Regions from separate parts of the Homo sapiens genome. Here regions 2 and 3 are each linked to region 1. The links are chromatin contacts, found by Hi-C or POLR2A ChIA-PET in ENCODE. All regions are on one chromosome and are shown on one strand. Each heading gives the region's core, a stretch centred on a gene start or an enhancer-like site at or near the end of the contact. The rest is flanking DNA. Distances are from core to core; before and after follow the strand shown. Region 1 overlaps SLC35F2 (solute carrier family 35 member F2). Region 2 holds the start of RAB39A (RAB39A, member RAS oncogene family). Region 3 overlaps ALKBH8 (alkB homolog 8, tRNA methyltransferase).

The links. A loop is a pair of places that touch in the nucleus more often than their neighbours do. ChIA-PET counts read pairs that join two places held with the same protein, here RNA polymerase II (POLR2A). Pooled maps may share reads with other maps.
Region 2: a loop to region 1 is called in a pooled map, with 4 times the contacts of the local background. The contact joins the promoter of RAB39A here to the enhancer-like site in region 1. A Hi-C loop is called at or near these places in 4 of 50 pooled maps. POLR2A ChIA-PET finds 5 or more read pairs at or near these places in 3 of 52 experiments (GM12878, WTC11 and activated CD4-positive, alpha-beta T cell).
Region 3: a loop to region 1 is called in a map of endothelial cell of umbilical vein, with 3 times the contacts of the local background. The contact joins two enhancer-like sites. A Hi-C loop is called at or near these places in 1 of 168 maps with a recorded cell type or tissue (endothelial cell of umbilical vein) and 7 of 50 pooled maps. POLR2A ChIA-PET finds 5 or more read pairs at or near these places in 1 of 52 experiments (BJ).

What each region holds. Positions count from the first base shown.
Region 1 is chr11:107,797,830-107,801,147 of GRCh38, forward strand. The region is part of intron 7 of SLC35F2 (solute carrier family 35 member F2); the gene reads right to left. Among named protein-coding and RNA genes, the nearest start is that of SLC35F2, 59 kb to the right of the region's middle. Within about 2 kb of position 1,587, at least 2 of the 41 ENCODE cell types and tissues checked have a DNase peak (open chromatin) inside an H3K27ac peak, as active enhancers do.
Region 2 is chr11:107,926,778-107,929,944 of GRCh38, forward strand. RAB39A (RAB39A, member RAS oncogene family) reads left to right here and starts at 1,671. Exons shown (of 2, transcript NM_017516.3): 1 at 1,671-2,018. The coding sequence starts at 1,792. RefSeq lists silencers at 1,407-1,896, 1,927-2,146.
Region 3 is chr11:107,543,627-107,547,084 of GRCh38, forward strand. The region is part of intron 7 of ALKBH8 (alkB homolog 8, tRNA methyltransferase); the gene reads right to left. Among named protein-coding and RNA genes, the nearest start is that of ALKBH8, 20 kb to the right of the region's middle. Within about 2 kb of position 1,610, at least 4 of the 41 ENCODE cell types and tissues checked have a DNase peak (open chromatin) inside an H3K27ac peak, as active enhancers do.

The sequences.
Region 1 (3,318 bases), core at 337-2,836:
CCTACCACTGATTTTCATTCTTGGATCTAATACATAGCACAGGGCCCAACACATAGCTGGTGTTTAATAAATGTTTGTTGAAAAAAATTGATTCAGAGAATATTAGGGGAAGTTAGAGCTGTTTGGAGTACTCTAAACTTTTTAAGTTGGTATTTTTTATTTTTTTTTGTTATTTTTATTTATTTATTTTTTGAGACAGAGTCTTGCTCTATCACCCAGGCTGGAGTGCAGTGGTGCAGTCTCAGCTCAGTGCAACCTCTACCTCCTGGGCTCAAGCAATTCTTGTGCCTCGGCCTCCCAAGTAACTGGGATTACAGGTGCCCGCCATCATGCCCAGCTAGTTTTTGTATTTTTAATAGAGATGGGGTTTCACCATGTTGGCCGGGCTCGTCTCAAACTCCTGAACTAAAGTGACCCACTCACCTCAGTCTCCCAAAGTGCTGGGATTACAGGTGTGAGCCACTTGCGCCCAGCCTTAAGTTGGTATTTTGAAAGGTAATCTTGCTGTCCCATAAAATGTTTACTGTTACCTGTGAAAACACCTATATAACTTGTTCAAAACCTGTTATATTTGGTTTGGTGGCTTTTAAATGTTCAGAAGAAAAACTATCATGTCTCTCTTAAGAAGGCAGGTGATTAAATGGAGTCACTTTTATTAGGATGGAGAGACTAATAAAGAGATTAAGTCTCCTGAATTAGAGGCGCTTACTTCTTTGTCTTGTAAAATTCTTTGTGTCTGGATCTATACAGGAAGTTTCTTGCGATTACTTTATTCAGCAAATATTCACTCAAGATCAATTTCAGGAGAGGCAGAGTGCTTAAGGGACACGGATGAGCGTAAAAAATTCTGAGCCTCTTTTTCAACTGTCTGCTTCAAAAAATTAGAGCCAAAGTTATTTTAGACACAGTTTTTAAAACTGGTAGTGTATCAAGCTTACAATCTGCCTTTAAAAACTACTTCTTGGCCAGGCTCAGTGGCTCATGCCCTGTGGTCCCAGCACTTTGGGAGGCAGAGGCAAGCGGATCACCTGAGGTCAGGAGTTCGAGACCAGCCTGGCCAACATAGTGAAACCCCGTCTCTACTAAAAATACACAAATTAGCCGGGTTTGGTGGCAGGTGCCTGTAATCCCAGCTACTCAGGAGGCTGAAGCACAAGAATTGCTTGAACCCAGACTGCAGGGGTGGCAGTGAGCTGAGATCACACCACTGCACTCCAGCCTGGGTGACAGAGCGAGACTCTGTCGCAAACAAAACAAACTACTTCTAAAGTGCTAGGTGTCTTCATTATGCTCTGAGTTTTTTCTACCTCTGTAATTTATTCTGAAGATTTCAGAAGACCTGCTCTTTGCTCTGTAAGTCTTGAAACATTTGACCAAAAATAGTAAAAATCTGATCTAAGAATGTACTATTAGACATTCAGGGACAAAGGAACACAAAATAACTGGAAAGGAATTTATCAACTGCATGCTCTGATTCTGAGAATAGTAGTTTAAAGTTATGTGGCCAAAAAATGACATAAGAAAGGGATTTTTCATTTTAAAGTTGAAAGCAGTTGAAGCCAAAGCCGGCCACCAACTGGCCTGCAACTGCTATATAGAAACACCAGCACCCCTAGTGGTGGCCAGATGAAATGCAGCCACGGCATCACAGAAAAACTTAAGGCTGACATTGTAGTCTATGACAATTTGGCTCTCAGAAAAAAATCTGCACCCATCAGGATGACTTCTCTGATTCACTTTGACTTTATTTATTTATTTTACTTTTTTTGTTTGTTTGTTTAGACGGAGTCTCACCCTGTCACCCAGGCTGGAGTGCAATGGCATGATCTCGGCTCACTGCAACCTCCACCTCCCGGGTTCAAGTAATTCTCCTGCTGGGACTACAGATGCACGCCACCACTCCAAGCTAATTTTTGTACTTGTAAAGACGGGGTTTCACCATGTTGGCCAGGATGGTCTCGATCTCTTGACCTCGTGATCTGCCCGCCTTGGCCTCCCAAAGTGCAGGCGTGAGCCCCTGTGCCCGGCACACTTTGGCTTTTTTTTTGTTTTTGTTTGTTTTTGTTTTTTTTTTTTTGAGACAGAGTCTTGCTCTGTTGCCCAGGCTGGAGTGCAGTGGCGTGATCTCGGCTTATTGCAAGCTCTGCCTCCCAGGTTCATGCCATTCTCCTGCCTCAGCCTCCTGAGCAGCTGGGATTACAGGCGTATGCCACCATGCCCGGCTAATTTTTTGTATTTTTAGTAGAGACAGGGTTTCACCGTGTTAGCCAGGATGGTCTCGATCTCCTGACCTCGTGATCCGCCCGCCTCGGCCTCCCAAGGTCCTGGGATTACAGGTATGAGCCACTGCGCCCGGCCTGGCTTTTTTTTAATGATGTTACTAGTAAGCTATAAATACTCCTTCAGTCTTAGTTCAGGAATACCTTAACCAGCAAGTCTGCAAAGATAACAGCTGGTTCCTTCACATGTAACCTTGCAAACCAAAGGTTTACACTCCTTAAGCAGAAATTTCTGAGAATCCACTGAGCTTAATGTATCAGTAATTCAGCTAAGTGTTGTGAGTTCATGGCCGACTTCTGGGAATAGCATAAATAAGGATTTGTCTGGATACAAAATTCTACAAGGACGAAGAAAGATAGTTAATAACCTCTACTGAAACTAAAATTATCAGGTAACAGCCAGCATTCTAACTATCTGCTCAAATGACTGTCAAGAAAATAGGAAGCAGGTCAACAATCCTTTACTGAAGGCACACTGAGAAAAGACAGGTCTCGCTCTGTCAGCCAGGCTGGAGTGCAGTGGTGTGATCAGATCATGGCTCACTGCAGCCTCGACCTCCCTGGCCCCAAGTGATCCTCCCACTTCAGTCTCTCTCTGGAGTGGCTGGGACTACAGGTGCACATTACCATATCTGGCTCATTATTTTTGTATTTTTTTGTAGGGATGGGGTTTTACCATGTTGTCCAGGCTGAAAAGAGGTATTTCTAAAGCAGGGGTTCTCAAAGTATAATCCAAAATCCTTGAGGGGACCTAAAACTCTGGGGAAGAATCTATACAGTGAAAGCTATTACTACTTTTTTTTTTTTTTTTTTTTTTGAGACGGAGTTGCTCGTTACCCAGGCTAAAATGCAATGGCACAATCTTGGTTCACTACAACCTCTGCCTCTCAGGTTCAAGCGATTCTCCTGCCTCGGCTTCCCGAGTAGCTGGGATTACAGGCATGTGCCACCACACCCTGCTAATTTTTGTATTTTTAGTGGAGAGGGGGGTTTCCCCATGTTGGCCATGGCTGGTCTCGAACCCTTGACTTCAGGTGAT
Region 2 (3,167 bases), core at 421-2,920, 130 kb after region 1:
CTGACCTCAGGCGATCTGCCCGCCTCGTCCTCCCAAAGTGCTGGGATTACAGGCGTGAGCCACTGCGACCGGCCTAAACACACACTTTTATTTATTTATTTATTTTCTTTGAGATGGAGTTTCGCTCTTGTTGCCCAGGCTGGAGTGCAATGGCACGATCTCAGCTCATCACAACCTCTGCCTCCCGGGTTCAAGCAATTCTCCTGCCTCAGCCTCCCGAGTGGCTGAGATTACAGGCATGCACCACTACGCCCGGCTAATTTTGTATTTTTAGTAGAGACGGGGTTTCTCCATGTTGAGGCTGGTCTCGAACTCCTGACTCAGGTGATCCACCCGCCTCAGCCTCCCAAAGTGCTGGGATTACAGGCGTGAGCCACCGCGCCCGGCCTAACACACACTTTTAAACTGTTTCACTTTTTAAAGATAAACCTTGACGTCACTATTACTCAATTTGAGGAAAGGCACAAGAAAGTAGTAAGATCTCACCAGAATTTAAGTTCTGCTTTGTTTACTTACATCATTAATCAGACATGAGCTAAGAGACCACCTGTTCGCTTTTTTCTGACTTAAACAATGGAGACCAAGGAGAGCTGAAAATTTCATGAGCTTCTCAACATTTCCCCGGCTTTTTTTTTTTTTTTTTTTTTTGCCACTGTCCCCAGGGTTGGAGGGCCCCAGAGGGTATGGGGATGATACTTGGCGTTTCTCACTCTTCTGTGGTACTCATAGCAGTGAAGAACAGACAGTGGCAGCACGCAGCAACAGCCAGAGCCCTTGCTAGAAGCACCCAGAACTGGCTGTGCAAATTTATTTCAATCCTGCCCAAAACTCCTTCACCTTAAAATGCCTTGGAGGTGGCTCTCATCAAGACAAGAAAGCAGGGTGTGGTGGCTCACACCTGTAATCCCAGCACTGGGAGGCTGAGCCTGGAGGATCACTTGAGGTCAGGAGTTCGAGACCAGCCTGGGCAACACAGCAAGACCCCATCTCTACAAAAAGTTAGAAAATTAGCGGGATGTGGTGGCCCCCGCCTGTAGTCCCAGCTACTCAGGAGGCTGAGGTGGATGGATCGCTTGAACCTAGGAGTTTGAGACCAGCCTAAGCAACATAGCGAGACCACATCTCTAAAAAAAAAATTTTTTTTTAACCCAGAAGAAAATTAGCCAGGTGTGATGGCTCACACCCGTGGTCCCCGCTGCTTGGGAGGCTGAGGTGGGCAGATCGCTTGAGGCTGCAATGAGCCGAGATCTCACCACATCAATCCAGCCTGGGGGACAAAAAAAAAAGAGGAATCAAAGCAATGACCCAAGTTATGGCCTCAGGGACTTCCAAAATCAGAGCCCTAATCTGACCAACCCGCCCTGACGCCTGTAAGAAAACGACTCTCACTTTTCATTGGCTGACCCTCCCGGAGTTGAGACCTTGCTTCATTTTCCTTGGTTGTTGCTGCTGTCACGTCTTCCCGCCACGCCCACTTTCCTGCCGGCGCCCAGTGAGCGTTGAGGGAGAGTGATTTGCAGCCGGTCAGGGGCGGGAGTTCGCGGCAGCAAACCTGCTTCCCCCTCCCACGCGCCACCGCCCCCGCCCCGCCCCCGTCCAGAGGCCCCGCCCCTAGCCGGGCCTGGCCCCGCCTCTCTCTCCCGAGAGGGCGGGCACCAGGCGGCGGCCGCAGCCGCAGGAATATGCTGGAAGGCGGCGGGCGGGCGCCCGCGAGGTGCTGAAAGGACAGTTCCCGCCGCCGAACTTAGCCCGCGGGTGGGGCGGCCCGGGAGCCAGCGGGGCACGTGAGCGATGGAGACCATCTGGATCTACCAGTTCCGCCTCATCGTGATCGGGGACTCCACCGTGGGCAAGTCCTGCCTCCTGCACCGCTTCACCCAGGGCCGCTTCCCCGGGCTGCGCTCCCCCGCCTGCGACCCCACCGTCGGCGTGGACTTCTTCTCCCGCCTGCTGGAGATCGAGCCGGGCAAGAGGATCAAGCTACAGCTCTGGGACACGGCGGGACAGGAGCGGTTCAGGTAGGGACCCCGGGGACCTTGGGCACCGCGCCGCCCCCTCAGCCCGCCCGGACGCCCCTTCCCCAGGCGTCCGCCCCGCCGGCCCTGGTCGGGAGAGGCTCTGGCCCTTCCCTCTCGAAAGTGCAAACACTCCATTCTCGCTTCCCCTTTGCCCCTCCTCTTCCAGGGACGACTTCCTCCTCCGCAATTTCTCACTTCTTTCTTTGGCGCCCATTTCCTGCGCCCCCTTTCCATCTTTCCTTTCCCGCCTGAACCGGGGTCGTCCTCGCCGCCCCCTCTTCCCCAACTCTTTCAGCCCCTGTGGGTATTTTTATCCCCTCCGGCTCCCCGGCTGCCTTCTTCCCAAACTCGGCTTCCCTGGCTGCGCACAGCATGACCCGACCACCCTCCTCCAAGCAGGCGCCCCTTTTCCTACCCTAACCCAGCGGCTCCCACGCTGTGTGGCCGGGGAGAACCGCGAGGGAGGGTTCCCAGATTCGTGATGGATCCTTTAGCTTCACAGCAAGGAGCGCTCCAACCCAGGTTCCTGCATGAGCTCACTGGGCATGGTTCACAGAGAGGTGGATGCGGTAATGGTTTGGGCACCTCACAGCACTGAATGTGGTCATCAGAAATACTGGGTCATGACCCGTGGGAATGGGTCTTGTAGGTTAACTAGATGCAACATCAGGGACACTGGCACAGCTGAGGGTGTGTGTGTGTGTGTGTGTGTATGTGAAGGGTTGAGTTGTCTTTAGAAGTTTGTCATGTTTGGTGGGAAAAAGACATATATTGAGATTCGCCAGGAACTTTAATTTTGCTTATGATCAGTACTTAACGTTCCAGGGTGATAATATTTCTAAAGACAGAAGGAGGGATCCAAATGAATAGTCTCCTCCTAAATATCCGCTGGGGACATGAAGGGTTTCACAAAGGCGACTTGTGTAAATAAAAAGTAAATGAAATTATATGCATTTCCTGAATATTTGAGATGGAAGCAGGTTTAAAGCAAATTTTAAATGTCTAGGATTCAAAGGCACTTCGTTTTAGAGGAAGATGGTGAAACTGATGTATTGTACTGTTCTGTTTCTTAAAGACTGCATTATCCATTGGAACTCATTTAAGGAAGCATTTTGCGTTAGTCAGCAAGTACTCTGCTTGTGAAATGCA
Region 3 (3,458 bases), core at 360-2,859, 250 kb before region 1:
CACTGTGCCAGTTACCCTTATCATTGTAATTATTTTATTTAATTTAATATTACATAAATGAATGAAAATTAAGCGAGAAAAGATAGCATTTTTCTATAGAAGCCAAGTTGAATATTGTAGAATGACTCAATAAAGGCAAAAAATAAATTTAATGTTCCAATAAATGTGAAAATTTGATTATAAAATATTGGAAACAAAAACATCAAAATGTAAAACCCCACATTCAGATGGTTTCATGTCTTTAAACGTTTGCTTCACTTTAAAGAAATGAAATTGGAGAGACAAAGCAGACTGTGGCCCCTCACAGATGCAAAGACTTTGGCCCCGCAACAAAATATTGATGAGTGAATTTATATGTGTTAAAATGTCTGCAGTATGTACATATCTTTTATTATGACTATTCCCTAATTTAAGTGCAGCCAACTGGTAGTTTCATCTATACCACTTAAGCGGGCTTCTACTGTAGTTTTCTGAACTCTATTGATTTTTCTGAATTTTATTCTAGTTCTACAATCCAGATGGAGTGATATAATGCTGCTTTCTTGCTACAAAGTAAATGCACATAGTTCTAACTGAAAAGATGGAAGAATCAGTACTCCAAAGGCTCCAAATACAGCAGCATGTTCTATTTTATGATGTCATGCCATGAAACAGACTTTGTTAGCAGACTGCTGGCTGAAACAGGTATACTTCTTTGACATTATCCTTATTGAAGGGGCTTGACTAAAGAAGCTCCCACTCCACAGAAAAAAGATAAAGAGTGCCTGTTAAGAACTGTCAGCATTGAGTCTTATTTGACCAATTTATGCAAAAGAGAATGCTGGCTTCCAAGAGATCCTGAAAGATGAGAAAATTACATAAAAATAGAAGAATCTTCAGAACTTAAGTTACTAAGGAAAGTGCTTAAAAGTGAAAAATAGAATTCAATGTATAAAAAATGACATGATCAAACAAGGTAGACCATTTATTTATTTCTGGCCCACAAACCAGCAGATCTACTTGTCTACTCCAGAAGTTTTGAATGTTAGAGACCCACAGGATAAAAGGAAAAATGAAGATTGGCCCAATGCCACTTTAATTATACTATGATGCAACTAAAGAACCCACATGAGAATTACACTCTTTTCCCACATCTACATCAATATACATATAGAGCCATACAGAAGTCACCATGGCTTTAGATACAAACCACACACACACACACACACACACACACACACACACACACACACACAAAGAAGGAGAAATACACACCCACCAGGATGGTAGATCACTATCTTTTTAATGCTAAAGGCACTACAGAGACAGAGTAAAAAAATCATAAATAAGCTATAAAGAATGAGAGAAAGGAGAGAGGAGCTACACAGCAGAGACAATCCATTTTTCAGAACTTCAGGAAATGAAAATATTCCAAGGACTCTCAGATAAGAATAAAGTATGGGGCCTGGAATCAAGATAAAAACTAAAAGAAGAGATTGTTTGGCTTCTGAGGCTGTAAACATTGCTTATATAGGCAAATATTGAGGGCTGAATTTGAGGTTGGAGATGAAGCCAGTATGTCTGCGGTCCAGACTGTATTGTTGTTTTAAGTGGTATAAAGAAAATGTCTGGGTGTTTTTTCCAGTTTGTGCTAAAGATCTGAAAATAATGAAACATTTGTCCATTAAAACAATAAACTCTTAGAACAGAAGTACCCTGTGAGTCATTCTGATTGACCAGACTGGGAATACAAAACAAAAAACAATGACTAAAAAAACCCATTCAGCTAGGTATTTCAAGATACTGCATAAATAATTTTTACTCAGTACCCTATGACTCAACATAGGAGTCAGGCAGGACTCAACAGGTATTTGCTGAAAGCATGAGCCTGGAAAGAGAGCAGGAAATATACTGAAAGACGTGGCCTTCTATAGCAAACATTCAGCAGATGGGGTCTTTACTACCCAACTATCCAATTATCCCCACCCACTGAGTTGCAAAAGTCATCATAATAAGAAATATTTACTGATGAACGGACTTCCATAAAATTAGTACTTGCCCAAATAGCTCTCTCTCTCTTCAATATCAGCAGCTATCTCTGCCCATTATGGTAATCCCTTTGGTCAGTCTTTCAGTGAATGTTGATTATATAAATACTAGCCAGTGCAATGCAAACCCAAAACTAATTGAAATTGCAATTCTCACAAAAGATGGACTTCCCGAAATTGATAAAAGGGATGTCAGAGGACCATTTAAATCACATGCAAATCCATTAAACATCTGAAAATCTGGCAGAGTCAGGACTTTCACAACGAAGAGAAAAATAAAGCAAATAACACAACAACGCACTCTTTATAATCAAGCTATAAAAGTCAAATAAAGGAATTTTTATCATGCTACCATATTTTATCAGAAAAACAAGACCAAAAACAAAGTTCACGTGACTCATTCTTTGTTCTAAAAAATTAGTACATAGTTGTAATATAACCTAAAAATTGTTAAATAAAATTTTTCTTTAAAAATCATCTTCATAAATTTTAGTTTCGTTTTCCCAGATAAGTCCTAATCAAAAGTTTTCTTCCTTATTTATAATAGAAGTTAGGTATTGGTTTTAGGGAGATGCACATTAAATAGTTATTTTCATTATCAGCTGACCAACTCTTACGGTACTTGATGAACTGAGTTATCTGCCCAACAACATTACTAGTTTATTATCATAAAAGGTTATAGCAAGGGCATCTCTCAAAACATGCCTGGCCAGCAAAGGCAGGCTGCAATTTACGGCAGGACAAATTCATCAGTGAAGGATTACCTAAAAACAAAAGCCTAGTAGACTTCACAGGTATATGTTATTGTCATATAACCCGATGCAGCCTACTCCTTGGATATTTCCCTAAGCTCATCCTCAGTTAGGGGAGCACTGAGTATTTGAGATGGAAAGAAATTGGTTGGTTCCTTGATGAAATTACCGACCTGAGCCAACAAGTTAAAACTTTTGGAACCAGCCTTCCTTGAGATATCTTGTTATATGAGATATTAACTTGTTTTGCCTTGTAATCATTTTTATTTGGGTTTTCTGCTGTTAATTGCAGCTAAATCATCCTCACTTATACACATATCATACATATTTCGAAGGTACAAAAGCCTTAAAGAAAATCACAACTTAGTTGTAGAGGGAAAACTAATGTATTTGAAAAAAACAAGACTATTTTTGCTTAATATAAAATGTACACTATTTTTAGACATACTATAAGAGCTTTAAAAAGAATATGCTCCAGTAGTCATACAAATAAAGCATTTTAAGTAATAAAGCATTGAAGAATTATATTAAAGTTAAGAATACCTCATGGGAACACCATGAGTTGGAACATTTAAGAATTGAAAGAGATCTTAGAAATTTCCTGGGAAAGAGAGAAAAGTAAAGTATTAAATATAACGTCAATGACTTTAGCTGAGTCTTTGACATTATATTTAAGCCA